Regions from separate parts of the Homo sapiens genome. Here region 2 is linked to region 1. The links are chromatin loops, found by intact Hi-C in ENCODE. Cell type or tissue: IMR-90. All regions are shown on one strand. Each heading gives the region's core, and the rest is flanking DNA. Links, peaks and the distances in the headings are about the cores only.

What was found. A loop is a pair of places that touch in the nucleus more often than their neighbours do. Peaks named below come from ENCODE experiments on the same cell type or tissue, not always from the same donor. Only the 100,000 strongest peaks of a DNase experiment are listed, where the experiment ranks them.
Region 2: it touches region 1 in a loop (3-fold over the local background); 4 of 110 quality-filtered maps call a loop at or near these places.

What each region holds. Positions count from the first base shown.
Region 1 is chr2:217,895,601-217,904,008 of GRCh38, forward strand. It overlaps TNS1 (tensin 1), which reads right to left. Exons shown (of 33, transcript NM_001387777.1): 7 at 4,863-4,912; 8 at 2,198-2,369. MIR6809 (microRNA 6809) reads right to left here and starts at 5,028; the gene lies at 4,913-5,028. In IMR-90, for the core only: CTCF peaks have their summits at 4,121 (motif pointing left) and 4,563; DNase peaks (open chromatin) are centred at 4,071 and 6,451; H3K4me3 peaks cover 484 bases; H3K27ac peaks cover 2,009 bases.
Region 2 is chr2:217,961,949-217,970,356 of GRCh38, forward strand. The region is part of intron 3 of TNS1 (tensin 1); the gene reads right to left. Among named protein-coding and RNA genes, the nearest start is that of TNS1-AS1, 13 kb to the right of the region's middle. RefSeq lists enhancers at 2,313-2,850, 2,851-3,387. In IMR-90, for the core only: no CTCF peak of the experiment used is centred there; a DNase peak (open chromatin) is centred at 4,243; H3K27ac peaks cover 2,516 bases.

The sequences.
Region 1 (8,408 bases), core at 2,135-7,134:
TCTCTGTCACCAGACTTCCTCCATCAGAGGGGCAAACCATCCTGGGTGGGCCCAATCAGACCCTTGACATACCTCTCCCAGCACATGCCTTTCAACGCCTGACCACTGGGGTCCCATTCCTGACCACTGGAATCCTAAGGAATTCTCCAGTCTCTGGAATTCCTGCCTCTACCTCCGAGGGGGGCATGCAGAACTTCCCACCTCCACCCCACTGCCTAGGAAACTCAAAGGCACTGTGTCATCTCCTGGGGAGAAAAGGGGACAGCCCAGTCTGGAATAGGCAGGATAGAGAGAGGGGTGGCAGGGCACCAAGTCCCATAGAACCCTGGACTCCTAAAATCAGAAATAGGTGGATTTGCATCCACTCTTGCACTCTGTAAAGGAATACACTTTATTATGGTACAATAGCCATCACTCAATGAATGTCTGCCACCTGTCAGCCTGTCTTAAGGACTTTACATCTAACAGCTGGCTTAATTCTCTCAACAACAATAAGAGGTAGACCTCAGACCCACTTTACGGACACAGAAGCTAGGGCTTAGTGAGGCTAAACAGCTAAGATCATGTAGTTAGTAAAGGCAGAGCCAGAATTTGAACCCAGGACTTTCTGAGGTTTAAAGCCAAGCTCTTAACAATGCCCCAATGCAGCTAACAGGTGGGTCTCTATAGTGGTTGAATAGTATCCTCAAAACGTCATGTCCACCCAGAACTTCAGAATACAACCTTATTTGGAAATAGTGCCTTTGCCAGTGTAAGTAGTTAAGGATCTCAATATGACATCAACCTGGATCTAGGGTGGACCCTAAGTCCAATAATTGATGTCCTTGTAGGAAGAGAAGACACACAGAGAGACACTGAAGAAGGCCACGTGGAGATGGAGGTAGAGATTGGAGTGATGCGCTACAAACCAAGGAATCCCACCGCAAGCTAGGAAAAGGCAAGAAGGGATTCTCTGCCATAGGATTCAGAGGGAGCATGGCCCCGTCAACACCTTGATTTCAGATTTCCAGCCTTCAGAACTGTGAGAGAATAAATTTCTGTTATTTTGAGCCACCAGATTTGAGGTAGAGTCATCACTTGGTGTCTATGGAGGATTTGGATCTAGGACCCCTCCACCCCGCCATGGATAGTGGATACCAAAATCCATGGGTGCTCAGGTCTCTTACATAAAATATGTACTATTTACATATAACTTGCATATAAAAAATGTACTATTTGCATATAACTTATGCATATACTTCCGTAGACTTTAAATCATCTCTAGGTTACTTGTAATACCTAATACAATATAAACGCTCTGCAAATAGTTGTTCTGCTGTATTGTTTTTATTTGTATTGTTTTTTATTGTTATTTACTGTTGGGTTTTTTCTGAATATTTTCAACTCATGATGGATTGAGTCCAAAGAGGTGAAACCCATGGATAGAAAGGGCCACCTCATTTGCTACAGTGGCCCTGGGAAACTAATGCAGCCTCCTACATCCCACCTCAAACACCCTGGGGACAGCCACCTGAGGTTGTACAGATCAGATCTGTGGGTCCAGTCCACAGGCACCTCCCTCTAAAATGGACCTGAGCCCTCCTCTGGGGCCAAGGACGGATCAGCCTTTCTGCGTTAGTGGAGACCACCGCCAGCACCTCTCTCCCGTGTGCCAAGGTGACTCCTCTGGGCCAGGCCGAGCCAGGTGCCAGCAACCCAGGGTCCCTTAAGACACATGTTGCCAAGACTCTGCCCTCAGACTTCTCAGAGGCACCGACCCTGTGCCAGCTCTGCCACTTCCTGACCCTGCAACCTTAGGCAAATAACCCCACCTCTCTGTGCTCTGGCAAGTGCCTGCTTGCTAGGGCTGCTGCAAAGGTTAAGTGCGTGGAAAGCAGTTGGAACAGGGCCTGGCTAGTAGCAAGCGCTCAATAACCTGAACTCTTATTGGTACTCTCTTCTCCTGGCCAGCACACACATGCACACACAGAGTTCCAGATGCTACATTCCAGCTGCAGCACACTCCTTAGAGGAGAGCTGGGCTGGAGAGTGATTGAAGACTCAGGCACGAGAGCTGCCTGAGGGGAAAGGCAGATAAACAAAGAGAAGAGGGCATGCTGGCACAGGGGCTGGTGGCAGGGATACCAGTCATGTAGAGGTGGTGAGCAGATGGAAGCATAGAGGGCACAGGACAGTGGGCACGAGGATCCATCCTCACCAGGTAGTTGCCTCCATGTTTGGACTTGAGCATCTGCGCCACCTCACGGAGGTTGCTCCGGAAGTTCTCCTCATTGGCTGTGCTGGGGAAGGAGACAGCGATGATCCTCTCTGTGACGTACACCAGGTCCAGCTCACAGCTGTCCTCCATGGTCCGGCTCACACTCATGTTTCTAGGGAGACAGCAGGCAGCGGAGGGTCCATATCAGAATCCAGCCCACAGGGAAGGCCCCAGATAGCTGCACCCCATACACACCCTGTGTGACCCCCATATGCAGCCCAGGGTGCTTGGCTGCTCTTCAACCCAAGGCCAAGGCCACAGGCTTCCTCTGGCAAGGCCAATGTGGCCGGCTTGGGAGTGCCGGCGAGAACAAGCTGGGTAGGGCTGGCAAGGACCTCAGGCCATTTCAGAACCAAACTGTGATGACACCAATTCTTGGTTCCCATCAGTCCTTTGGCCACTGCCTTCAACCTGTGACTCCAGAGCTCAGAGCCAGGGCCAGACTGGCCCAGGAACCCAGGAGCTCTGGCTCCCAACACTGGCTGCCTGGCCAGGCAGAAGTCTCCCGAAAGGCCCCAGACTGCTCTGGAAGAGGAAGGAGAGCCTGCGCTGGGCGCTCTCCAGCCCTGGAACGGAGACTTCCCACTGCCCGCCCCTAGCTCTCGAGCTGTGGAGTGGGCGGGAAACCTCTCAGGGGAGGGGGCATCTCAGGTGACACGTTCACCTGGGTTCCAGGTAAGCCAGACCACAGCACACATTCCAGCCCTCCCGGAGGCAGGCCAACTCCTGCCCTTTGTTCCTTGGCCTTCTCCCCACCTCTGGCAGCTCCCACTGCCTGCCAGAGCTGCTTCTTGGCAGCAGCCTCCCTGATTTCTAAGGGCCCAGAAAACAAGAGGGCACAGAGCCCTTGTTGCTGCAGTGGCGGGCAGCCGCCAGCACCATGCGTTTCCCGGAGAGGTGGGGAGGCCCCTGGGCTGGCCATCCTCTCCACTGGGCACTGGGTGAGGAAGGGAGGGGCTCGCATCTTTACATCTCTCCCAACTTTTCTTCCAGAGGAAGGGTCCAGGATGCCCACTTGGGAAGCCCACCTCTTGCTTCTAGAAGCACCTCCCCCATCCCTCCAGCTTTTTCCCCAATCATTGACCTCCTAGTGTCTCGCTTCCCCCTCTATCAAATGCAGGCAGCACTGACATTTCATTCTGCTAACCTTTCACCACAGCGGGATAAAGTGGAGAGTGGAGGGCAGCGAAAGGAATACCACTGGGGTATTTAAAAGTGATGAGGGCTCTCTGGCACTAGACAGAACAAGCCCCCAGATGCTGAGAAGCCATGAGGAATCCAGACCTCCACCAGGGTTCAATCCCAGTCCAGGTGGGGTGTGGAGATGGGGCAGCCAAGGATGAGGCATGGCAGGACCTCTCTGTTGGGATGACAGGGGCCTGAGTGGGACTGGGGACCAGCACCCAGAGGTAAGGAGCCCGGTTTGAGTTTGACTCTGAGTCCCAGCTACTTCTTGTCCCTATGGAAAGCTTCTCATTGCAGCTGTGGGGGAGAAGTTTCTATCTCAAGCCAACTGCCTACCCAAGGACAGTTCTTGTAGGTGGTGACCAGTCTGGGACAAGAAGCCACACGCACACATACCTGCAAGCAAGTGGGTGTGAGGGCGGGGAGCCTCAGCTAACTTGCAGCATCCCCTCCTCCCCATCCTCCAAAACCCCTCTCTGTTCTGGCTCCAAGGAAGAAACTAGAATGTCAGAAAAACTCGCAAGACAAGCTCCTGTGATTTCAGCCTCTCCCTCAGCACAGGAAGGGGAGCAAGAGGGGCCGTGCTGGTGAGGGCCATGAGTCAGACGTGGCCCATCTGGGGCACTGACCCGCCCCTGTCTACAGGCTGGATCCCAGGAAGGACGCAAATGCAGAACAGTGCCACCAGCCGGACAGCCTCAGCATCACACTCTGCATCCACCTGCCCAGGTCTAAGGGAAGGAGGGGATCCTCTAAGGAGCCACCTCCAGTCTGTGGACAGCTGGCAGCTGGGCCAGAAACTTCCAGGGGCTTCAACTCTACTGCAGGGCTGGCATCCCCAATCATCTCAGGAGCCTCAGTGGGTGAAGGTGAGGCAGAGAGGGCAAAACAAACTCTCTGGATCGCCAGGACACAAAGTCCCTTGTGCATCCCCTTCCCCCGGCCCCTGCCAGCCCAGCCAGATAGGGAACTTCCCTTTCATAAATGACTCTGCCCAGTCAGAATCCTGTCTGCAGAGAGGAAGAGATCCAGCACAGGCCTCAATGCTCATCAGCCCTAAACGCAAATCCAAGTGCTGCCTCTTGGTGGCTGTGTGACCTTTACAAGTCACCTCATCTCTCTGAAATGCTGCTCTACCAAAGGGAATAAAATACGTACCTTGCGGGGTTGTTGCAAGGACTAGATGAGCTCATGCAGGTAAATAAAGACTCAGCTCAAGGGCTGGCTAAGAGCTCAAAACACAACTGTTGCCAACGGCATCCGCACGCATCCTCTCCTGTGCCTTTCACGTTTGCCCACACTCCCCACCCGTGGCTTTATGGCTGCAGTCCGGGGGACCCAGAGGCAAGACTTAACAGGGACACCCACAGTGACCCCCCTGCTTGCACTCCCGCCCCCTGCCCCCACGGGCCAGGCATACCTGATGGGCTGGAGGTGGGGCTGGACACTCGGGGTGACCCTGGTGGAGCCCTGGGAAGGAGAGAAGAGAAGCAGCATTATGCAGGGGTGGGCAGGATGGCAGGAGGAGCACACCAGAGAGCTGTCCACGGGGGCAAACATGATCCTCTTCTTTCCTTGCCAACATTCTGGCCCTGCCACCCTAACCCCTGCAAAAACACAGCCTGCCCGAAGCCAAAGCCATCAACACTGATTCCACGTGAGTGTGCCTGCCTGTGTGCAAGCCCCAGAGGGACAAAAGGAAGAATCCCGAATGCTGAGGAGTGCACCCCACTGGGCTGGTGCCATCCACACTGAGGGCACACTCAACAGTTACTGAATCAATGGAAACACACTTCACTTTGATACACTCGCCAACACAAGAGAAACCCCAGGAGGAGAATACGACTGCCACCACAAAAGGAGCGATGAGAGTAATGGCGCCCCTCTGTCTTGCCACCATCACCCCACACTTCTCTGCTTGAAAGCTGTAACATCAAGTCATTCAATTGAGTTTAGAGACCAGAACAGGCAGGTGGAGCATGCAGGAACCAAGACGAGGCCTAAGACAGTGAGCCATGCTCCTGAGGGCCCACTCCCCACTGTCTGTGGCAGACAGTAACCATCTCACCCACTCCCCTTTTCACAGCTGTCGAGTGGTACAAACTTAAGCAAATGGGCCCAATCCATCCCAGGGCAGCAGGATGGCATGGCGGGTGTGAAAGCACAGGGTCAGAGGCCCACAGACCACAGAGTTTGGATTCCAGGATCCTGCTGGGCAGCCCTGCCAGTTACTTAACCCCTCTGAGCCTCTTGTAATGTCACATGTAAAATGGGACAACCTTCAGGCTGGCAGTGAGGATCCAAAGGAGTTATGCATATAAGGCACTTCGCATCATGCCTGGTATTTACCAGATGACAGCTGTTGTTTTTGTTGTTACTTTTGTATCAAGAAAAATGAAAAGGGTAGTTACAACCAAACATTCACCTCTATAGAAAACCAACACCCTGCATCGCCTCTACCCATCCTTCCAGTCACCTCACAGGATGCAGAATTGGGAAGGCCAGTTTCTAGATTCTCAGACCTCCTGAGCCCATTGACACCTTCCAAACACCCATGTGCCTCTCAGAAAATGGTCTTTTCCTACCGCCAAGTTGCAGCCTCTTCTTTAAAGAGACAGGACCACAATCTGCCAAGAAAGGAAGAAACTGAGGCACAGAATAACTTACCCTCAAGTCCCTGGGAAGTTGACGGCCAGGCAGGATTCACACTCCAACCTGGGGCTTGACCACGGGGTCTCCAAGAAGAGGAGCCCCTGCACCCCTCTCCTGGCTCCGCAGTGCCTACGAGGCAGGATAGGTGGGTTCCGAGGTCCAGCTCCCAGCTGAGCCCCAAGTTAGAGCAGCTCTGCTAAGAGGGGGACCCTCCATCCAGCTGTCCGGAAGAAGGCTCTGCCCAGAGTCCCAGCTGCCTCGGACCAATGAGCAGCTCCTCAGCAGTGAAGGAGGGAAGAGCCAAGTGGGGCTACTGGGGGGAAGTTTCTAAGTCTCACAGCTCTTCTGGCCCTGAGGACTCCAGTTTGCATGAGTCAAGCTTGGGGGTGGGGGGATTAGACAGGGGTGGAGCTGGGAGTCAACGAGTGACTGTGTTTGGTTTTCAAGACCCAAACCAGGCTGTTCCAAAACTGCCCCCTCAGAGGAACACAGAAACCCAACAGTTCACCCATCTCCATTTCACTGGTCCCTAATGAGGAGTCCCTGAATCTCCCCAGGCCCTAGGCCCTGCTCCAGGCCCCAGGGCCACCCTGCTATAAATAGCCCCTTGAGTTTCATCTGTTGCTGATCCGTAGCCACTTTTGGAGGAAGCCACCACAGCTGCTTTGAACAACTGGAAGCCACAACGGTAGCCAAGACGTGAGGTGTGGCCAGGAGCATGGGACCAGACCCAGGGAGCTGGAGAAAGACAATGGGCCATATTGATATGGGCTTGGCAGGGGGAACTGGGGAACCAAGGGGGGCCGGGAGCCTGCAAAGGTGCAGGGGTAAGCAGGACAAGCAGGACAGGAGACCTGGCTCCCCTTTCCCCACCGCCCTCTTCCAAACATTACAACACTCCACATTCCTCAGCCTCCCCACCCCAAAAAAAGCCAGTGAAGATAAATAAAAACTTGGCCCAAACAGAGTCTGGCCAGGCCGCCTCCAGAGGTGATAAGGCAAAGTCCAAGCCCGCTCTGCTCCACCGGGCGGGGAGGGGAGGGGAGGCATGGGGAGGAAGCCACCCTGGACAGTGACCCCAGTGCAGAGGATGGGGGACGAACAGCTGGGACTGTCATCCCCTGATGAATCACTGGGCTGCCCTCTCACTGACGGGGCTTCCTGTTTTCTGCAAAGTTTGGGGGCACGTGACCCTTGCTGGCGGACAGCAGACATGCACGGTGACACGTCTGAGTGTCGGTACACACAGACAGACAGAACTCAGAGAACAACAAATGGGCTGGGGCAGGGGCACGGCATGTCAGCAAACACACCCTACTGCTCCAGAAACACAGGTGACCTCACACGAGGCTAGAGATGGTGCCTTTGGAAGCATGCCTCATCACGTAGGCTTTTTACAAGCACAGTGGGAGTAACACAAGGCATCCGGTCATCCCTGGGCCTCCAATCTTCATGCTCATTCTCTCATTCAGCAAACATCCACCGAGTGCCACCAGCTGTGTGCCCAGCCATGTTCTAGACACCAGGGGACAAAGGAAGTGAAGTCCCTGACCTCAGAGAGCTTATATTTTACAGACCATGATACTCATCACCATACCCAGTGTGAGGAGTAGAGGTTCCGTCTCATTTGTCCATCTGTAAAATGGGCACTGCACAGTGCTCACATAATCTTCTGCCTACTCCGCGTGGAGCCCCTAGGGAAAACGACTACAGGACTTTACAAACCTTATAAAAAGGAAAATAAGCTCTCTGCCTGCCTGTAATCCTATTCTTTTCCTCTCCGGGGATCACAAATCACCTTACCCAAATGGCTTTGAACTTCTTCCTGGCTCCTCTCAAGACACAGGTTGATTACAGAACTTTTCATCCAACTCTCTAAACACCAAACAGAACTCTCCCCATCCTTACCTCCAAAACACAATCCTTCCTTTGCTGAAAGGGCACCATGAAAGGAAATTCGACAGCCTCCCAGACAGAGTGTCTTACTTTTCTCACTGTCAGGAATTTCCTCCTGGTATCTAACCCTCATCCTTCCTGCTGCAGATTCAGCCAACTCTTTTTGCCTTGGTCCTCATTGCAGGCAAGAGTGGATCACCACTCAGACACTACTGGGTGGCTCAAGGTCTATGACCCCAGGTTCTGTTATCTGCTGCCTTCTTCCCCGTCATGAGGCAAGGAGCACGAACCTCCAGCCTTGGGTGGGGTTGGTTTGAAGCAATGCCTCTGTGGGAAGAGCCCTGCTTTCCTTTGAGGTCCACAGACCAAACACAACAGCTCAGGACCAAAAGAAAAGCCATTTCCTGAGCCCAGATCC
Region 2 (8,408 bases), core at 2,286-7,285, 66 kb after region 1:
GAGCATAAACTGAGGTTTCCTGAAAAATAAGATATTCTGCCTCAAGAATCTGCAACATCAACTGCTACCTGAGTCTCTGGCCTACACACTTCACACTTGCCAGGCCCCACAATTGTGTAAGCCAATCCCTTACAATAAATTTCTTAATATGGGTTCTGTTTCTCTGGAGAACCCTGATGAATAAAATGAGTAGATAAGAGAAGTCAAGAACCAGGCTGGGTGAGGTGACTCACGCCTATAATCCCAGCGCTTTGGGATGCCGAGGCGGGTGGATCACCTGAGGTCGGGAGCTCAAGAGCAGCCTGACCAACATGGAGAAACCCCATCTCTACTAAAAATACAAAATTAGCTGGGCGTGGTGGCGCATGCCTGTAATCCCAGCTACTTGGGAGGCTGAGGCAGGAGAATTGCTTGAACCCAGGAGGCGGAGGTTGCAGTGAGCCGAGATCATGCCATTGCACTCCAGCCTGGGCAACAGGAGCGAAACTCCATCTCAAAAAGAAAACAAAAAGTTAAGAACCATGGGTCCTACCAACACAAGGAGCTCCCATTGGCCATGGCTAGATCAATTGGATTCAAGAAAAAAAAATGACCATATGAGTTTATGATCCATAAAGTGAATGTCAGGGTGTCCATACTGACAAATAAATAATGGAATAAATCAGTAAAATGGGGATAAGGCACCATTCTTTACAGTAGAATTCCAGTTAATAAATGTAGAAAGAATGATGGAAAGAGAAAATCAAACACACCCAAATTGAGGGACATTCTTCAAAATAACTAACCAGCACTCTCCAAAAGTGCCAAACTCATCAGCAACAAAGAAAGACAGAAGAACTGTCCCAGATAGGAGAAGACTCAGGAGACACGATGACCACATGCAATGTGGGATCCTGGATTGGATCCTAGATCAGAAAAAGGGCAGTGGTGGGAACACTGGCCAAATTCTACTACAATCCTCAGATTAACGTCAGATCAATGTGAATGTCCTGGTTTTGATAACCGTGCATGGTTATGTAAGATGTCAGCATTAGGGGGAGTTGGGTGAAGGATATAAGGAAACTCTGTACTATTTTTGCAAATTTTGTGTAAGTTTAATCATCTCAGAATACAAAGTAACAAAACAAAAACTTGGGTTCTAAGGAAGGCACAGATTAGGGTCAGATGAGGGTCAGAGGATAGTTCAAGAATTAAGTCCTTGGAAGGGGAGAGGAGTTCAACCTGAGAGGTCCCGAGATACCTCCAGGAATCAGACAAGGGATGCTCAGACTAAGAGGGCAGAGGAGGAAGAATGCAGACCACCCAGGGAACACGGAAAACAGAACTGGCCCAGGGATAATTGGCACAGGTGCTCCGGCACGGGGTCATCACCTGGAGAGAGCCAGACTGCATCTAATGACAATAACCATGCCACCGCCACCACACCACAGCCATCACAGGTCACTGGCTATCATGCACCGGGAGCGTAAAAGCACTCTCCATACCTAGCTCATCTAATCCTCACCACAAGACTGCAGGCAGGACTCATGACCCCAGCTTATGGACCAGGAAGCTGAGAACCTGCGCACTTGAGAAAATGGCCCAAGGCTACTCAGCTATAAGCAGGGGAGGCAGGAAACAAATCGGCTCTAATGTATATTTCCAAATAGCTAGATAAGAATAATTCCAGTGTTTCTAGCATGAAGAAAAGATAAATATTTAAGTTGATGGATATCCCAATTACACTGATTTGATCTTTACAAATTATATGACTGTATTAACTCATCACGTGAGCCATGAAAATATGTACATTTACCGAAAAAAAAAAAAAAAAGGCCAGGCTCAGTGACTCACACCTCTAATCCTAGCACTTTGGAAGGCCTAAGTGGGAAGATTGCCTGAGCTCAGGAGTTTGAGACCAGCCTGGGCAACATGGTGAAACCCCATCTCTACTAAAAATACAAAAAAAAAAAAAAAATTAGTCGGGTGTGGTAAAATTTCTTAAAAATCAGCTCTGACTCCCCAGGCCCCAAATCTTAAAACAAGAGACTTTGACTGTTTCCAGTCCAACCTTCCTCCCCACAACGTAAGACAGCTACTGAGAGCTCACCTCCTCACAAGACGGCTGGTCCAGTGGAGAACATTCAAATTGTCTTCCCTGGAGGTTCGGGAGGCCTCAGTAAAGCAAAACATGACAAGCCAGTTTACACTCACTTCCTCCACCCAACCCAACTGCAGCCTCTGTCCTCAGACTTTATTCACAGAGGGGTGCTGATCATAATTGCTAGCATTTATCTATTGCTCTAAGCACTTTGTAGGCATTAATGCATTTAATTCTTACAATCATCTTATGAAGCAAGATCTATGTTTATGACTATTACAGATCAAGAACTCAAGTCACAAAGAGGCTGTGCAACTTGTCCAGTGTCAGAGATAGTGAGTGTTGAAGAAGAAAAGTCAGACTTGGCACTCAGCTCAGATTCTCTCCCCAGGCCTCTCCCTAAGCCTGGGCTCAAGTCCCCGGTCCTGGTTCCACCACCTTACCGGCTGTGTGAGCGCACTGCTCAATCATCTGAGGCGTTTCCTCCTCTGTGCCCTAGCGATTATATTAATACCTATCTTGTAGTGTTGCTGTGAGGATTAGATTAAATAGATCCTGTGTGTGCTAGGATATAGGAGTTTTGGAAGCTGCGCGCTGATGTGGAATTCAAGCCAGTGTGAGTTCTGTATGCAGACGAGGGCTCCAGGGCTTTCCTGCTGCTCCTCCAACCACATGTGACCCACGAGTGACCTTCCTCCCCTGCTTCCTTGAACAGGACCTAGTCTGAACCCAGACACCCCTGGACACCCTCGCTTGGGTGCGCCGGGCCGCGCCAGAGGAAACAGGCCAGGGGGTTAATCTGTGACTCGCTCTGTGTTCTGCTGTGCCCCAAGACACATACACCCCTCTCCTCCTAACGGCCCCCCGCTAACATCCCACCCACCTGCCCGCTGCAAGGGGCATTGGCCAAGTCACTCATCAGCCAGGAGCCAGAACCCCCAGAGAGAGGGAGCAGGGGTGTCAAAGATCCTTGGCAGGGCGGAGCAGAGATAAACAACTGCAGGGGAGGGGAATACACAGGGCCAGCAGGTGGCTGCAGGCAGAGGAATCCATTGGAACAGGTTAAGGGAACGCGAACCACAGTCATTCAGTGGAGCTGCCCTGGCCTGCTGGCTGGTGGATTTCTGGGGCACTTAGCTGTTTGTTATTTCTGGGGCACTTAGCTCTTTATTATCCTAGGATCTCAGAAGAATAGAACAAGAGTTATCTATTGAGCAAAAGCCTATCACATGCCAGGATTTTACCTACATTCTCTCTAATCCTCCCACCAACCTTGCAAGGTCAGCATGATATCAGCAAGATATCAATGTCACCATTTTTATACAGCTGAGGAAACCTGATTTCAGAGTGGGAGTGACTTGCCTGATACAACAAGGTTCATGTAAATAGCAGAGTCAAGAGCCTCCTAAGCCGGAGGCCACAGGGACTCCAACTGCATGCACCAGGCCACCTCTCCTGCTGTCCAGGCTCAGGAAGTGGGTAGTTCTAGGTCAGTGGCTTGGGAGGCTCAGAGAACTACAACTGAGTCTGAGCCTCCAGGCAGAGCCCAGCAGCAGAGAATGCTAGGTTCTCATAAGGCATCCTGGGCCTCCCTCCACACCAGCAGGTTCTCTCAGCCAAGGTGGAGCCCCAGGAGGCAAGGAGCTGCTACTCACCACTGCCAGGCTCACCACACCCCGGGAGGCGGCCGTCCACCAGCAAAGGCCTTGCTCTCCCTGCTTAGCCAGCTCAACGGGCACCACAGACCCCCCGAGCTAGAAGCCAGAAGCAGCCAGGGTGGCTGGTGTGGACCAGGGGTCTCCTCCCACCTCACCGATAGAGCTCCTAACCTGAACTGGACCTTCTGCCCTCCCCTGGTACCACACCACAAACCCCGCCCTCCTAGATCCCTCACCTGCTCAGTGGGACTCCACTGGTCTTTGTTCCCTCTAGCGTGCTTCATCCAGCATCCTGTTCCACCAGGACCCCAGGACTTTCCTCTCCTCTCTCTCTCTCTCCATTCTCCATCTCCCATTTGCCCTTCTCTCTGCTCTGGGCTCCTACCCTCCCCCTCTCTCTAACTCCTCTGGTCTCTCAGATGCAGCAAACCCTTGTGTGATGTTTACACAGCCGCAGCGTCAGAAACGCTGAAAAATATGAGACCTTTGGGGAGCCACATTCCAGGAAAATGAGAAGCCAGTCACAGCTCAGTGTCTCTTCACCCCCAGCCTTGCCCCTCCCTGCTATGGGGAGCAGGCTGCGTGTGTGTGTGTGTGTGTGTGTGTGTGTGTGTGTGTGTGTGCGCGCGCGCGCGTGTGTAAGGAGACAGCAAGAGAGAGAGAGACTCAAAGATGTCAGGGGAAGTTAAAGCTTCTTGCAAAATTGTTATAAAGCAAGAGAAAGTAGCTTCTCCCCCAAAACCTACCTCATCCTTGAATCCATCCCCAGCGAAGCTGAAGCCAGAAGAACAGACACCAGGGGAAGCAGTAACTTCCCCAGGGCCTGCATCCAGTTAAGTTGAAGAGGCATTTCCCAGGGCAAACACGGGCTCCACAAGCGCTGCCAGGGACCCAGCATCAGATGTTGGAAAATAATGCAGATCCCTAAGTCTAACCCCAGATGCACTGAGTCAAACTTGACAGGGCAGGAGTATGCTGAACAGGCTCACCAAGCGATGCTGAGGCTCACTGAACAGCACAAGGGAACACTGACCCATTGCTCTCCCCTAAGCAATGATAAAGTCAGAAAATCATGAAGTCACAGCTGTGGGGAGTAGAGGCTGAGTGTGGAACACGAAAGGTCCCTTGCTGTACTGAAATCCATCAGACATTAGAGCCAGACTCTCAGACCCGAGCAGGAAGCCCACATCACTGCCTGCTGGTTGCATAACTGGTGTTAAGACTTTCCCTTCAATGGCTCATCTGACAGTGTGAACAATCACATCTGCTTTATATGTGGTATTTCAAGGATTAAATGAGAAGAGTGTCACGTAGTCACCATGCAGGGGATACTTAATAAACAGTGTCTATAGGCCGGGTGCGGTGGCTCACGCCTGTAATCCCAGCACTTTGGGAGGCTGAGGTGGGCGGATCACGAGGTCAGGAGATCGAGATCATCCTGGCTAACACGGTGAAACCCCATCTCTACTAAAAATACAAAAAAAATTAGCCAGGCTTGGTGGCAGGCACCTGTAGTCCCAGCTACTTGGGAGGCTGAGACAGGAGAATGGCATGAACCCAGGAGGCGGAGCTTGCAGTGAGCCGAGATCAAGCCACTGCACTCCAGCCTGGGTGACAGAGCGAGACTCGGTCTCAAAAATAAATAAATAAATAAATAAAAATAAAAAATAAACAGTGGCTATAAGCAAAAGTAAGGAAAAGGTAAATTCTTTGAAAAGATCAACAAAATTGGCAAAACTTCAGCTAGATTGATTAAGATTCAAAGAAAGAAGACTCAAATTACTCAAATCACAAGTGAAAGAGGGGACATTACTACCAACCTTTCAGAAATAAAAAGAATTATGAAGAAATACCATGAATAAATCAGATAGCTAAGATAAAATAGACAAATTCCTAGAAAGGCATAAACTACCAAAACTGACTCAAGAAGAAATTAGAAATCTGAATAGACCTATAATAAATAAAGAAATTGAACTGGCAATCAAAAAACTACACGCAAAGAAAAGCCCAGGTCCCGATGGCTTCACAGGTTTAAATGTTCTCCACAAACTTTTAAAGAAGAATCAATATCAATTCTTTACAAATTCTTCCAAAACATAGAAGACAAACAAACACCTCTCAAATCATTCTATGAGGCCAAAACCAAAGATATCAAAGGAAAAAGAAAACTACCGTCCAATATCTCTTTCGAATATAGATGTAAAAATCCTCAAGAAAATGCTAGCAAAGTGAATCCAGAAACATTTAAGAAAGAGAATTATACACCATGACCAAATGGGACTTATCCCAGGAATGAAAGGTGGTTTTAACAACTGAAAATCAATTGATGTATTATACTGTATCAATAGACTAAAAAAACAAAAACTACATGATCATCATTAAAAGAATTTGACAAAATCCAACACCATTTCATGATTTCAAAAACATTCAACAAACTAGGAATAGAAGGAAACTTCCTCAACCTGATGAAGGGCATCTGTGAAAAATCCACAGCTAATATCATGCTTAGTGGTGAAATATTGGATAGTTTCCTCCTAAGTTCGGGAACTAGACAACAATTTCTGCTCTTGCCACATCTAGTAACATTGTATTGAAGTTTCCAGTCAGGACAATTAGGCAAAAAATGAAATAAAAAGCATCCTGGTTGGAAAGGAAAAACTAAAACTATATTCACAGAGGACATCATCTTGTATGTAGAAAATCCTAAGGAACCCCTTAAATACTATTAGAATTAATAAATACTGATGATTGTAAGATAAATCATCACTACACAAAATCAATTATATTTTCATATACTGACAATGAAAGACCTAAAAATGAAATTAAGAACAACTCCATTTAAAACAGCATCAAAAAGAACAAAATACTGAAGAAAAACTTCACAAAAGAAGTAAAAAATATATACTCTTAAAATTACAAAATATTGTTGAAATAAATTAAAGAAGATATAAATAAATATAAACATATCTCATGCTCATGAATCAGAAAACTCAAAATTGTTTTTTGGTGTTTTTTGTTTCCTGTTTTGATCAAAGTCTCACTCTGTCACCCAGGCTGGAGTGCAGTGGAGCAATCTCAGCTCAATACAACCTCCGCCTCCCGGGTTCAAGAGATCTTCCTACGTCAGCCTCCCGAGTAGCTGGGTTTACAGCTGTGCACCACCATGCCTGGCTAATTTTTGTATTTTTAGTAGAGATGGGGTTTCACCATGTTGGTCAGGCTGGTCTCGAACTCCTTACCCACCTCAAGTGATCCACCCACCTCGGCCTCCCAAAGTGCTGGGATTACAGGCATGAGTCACCACTCCCAGCCTCAAAATTGTTAAGATGGCAATACTCCCCCAGTTGGCCCACAGAGTCAATGCAAACCCTATCAGAATTCCAACTGGCTTATTTGTAGAAATTGACAGGCTGATCCTAAAATTTATTTAAGGGACACAGAATAGCCAAGACAACCTTGAAAAAGAATAAAGTCAGAGAATTCACACTTCCCAATTTTGAAACTTAATACTAATGATGCCAAGATCATTCAGTGGGGAAAGAATGATCTTTTCACCAAATAGTGCTGGAACAAATGGATAACCACATGCAAAACAGCATTTACCTTACTTCACATCATATATAAAAATTAACTCAAAATGGATAAAAGACCTAAATATAAGAGCCAAAACTGTAAACTCTCAGAAGAAAACAGGGGTAAATCTTTGTGACCTTGGATTTGGCAATAAATTCTTAGATATGAAAGCAAAAGCACAAGCCACTAAAGAAAAAATAAACTAGACTTCAACTAAATTCAAAACTGGCTTTTAAGACAACCAGAGAATAGAAAAAAAAAATTCAGATCTATATTTGATAAGGAATTTGTATCCTGAACGTATAAAGAACTTTTACAACTCAATAATAAAAGACAAATAACCCAATTTTTTAAATGAACAATGTCAATAAACATTTCTCCAAAAAAGATACACAAATAATCAATAAACACATGAAAAGACACTCAACATCATTACTCATCAGGGAAATCAAATCAAAACCATGATGAGATACCACTTGACATCCACTAGAATGGCTACAATCAAAAAGTCAGATAATAACAAGTGTTGACAAGGATGTGGAAAAATTGGAAACTTCACATATTGCTAGCAAGAATGTAAAATGGCACAGCTATGTTATGGGTTGAATTATGTCCCTCACAAAAGATGTGCTGAAGTCCTAACCCCCAGCACCTTTTTGAAAGTAGGGTCGTTACAGATGTAATCAAGCTCTAAAATGGGGTCATGAGGATGGGCCTTAACCATCTATGACAGTTCCTGATAAAAAAAAAAAATTTGTACACAGAGACACATAGACACAGAAGGAAGATGATGTGAGGACACAGGTAGGCCACCACGTGAAGACAGAGGATGGGTGATGCACCTACAAGCCAAGGAACACCAAAGATCGCTGGAAACCTCCAGAAGCTGGAAAGAGGCAAGGAAGGGCCCCTGCAGGTTTCAGAGGGAGCACAGGCCTGCCAACACCTTGATTTTTGACTTCTAGCCTCCAGAACTGTGAGACAATACATTTCTGTTGTTTTAAGTCACCTAGTTTGTGATACTTTTTTAGGACAGCCCTAGAAAACCAATATAAGCTATTGTGTAAAACAGCTGAGCAGCTCCTCAAAACATTAAA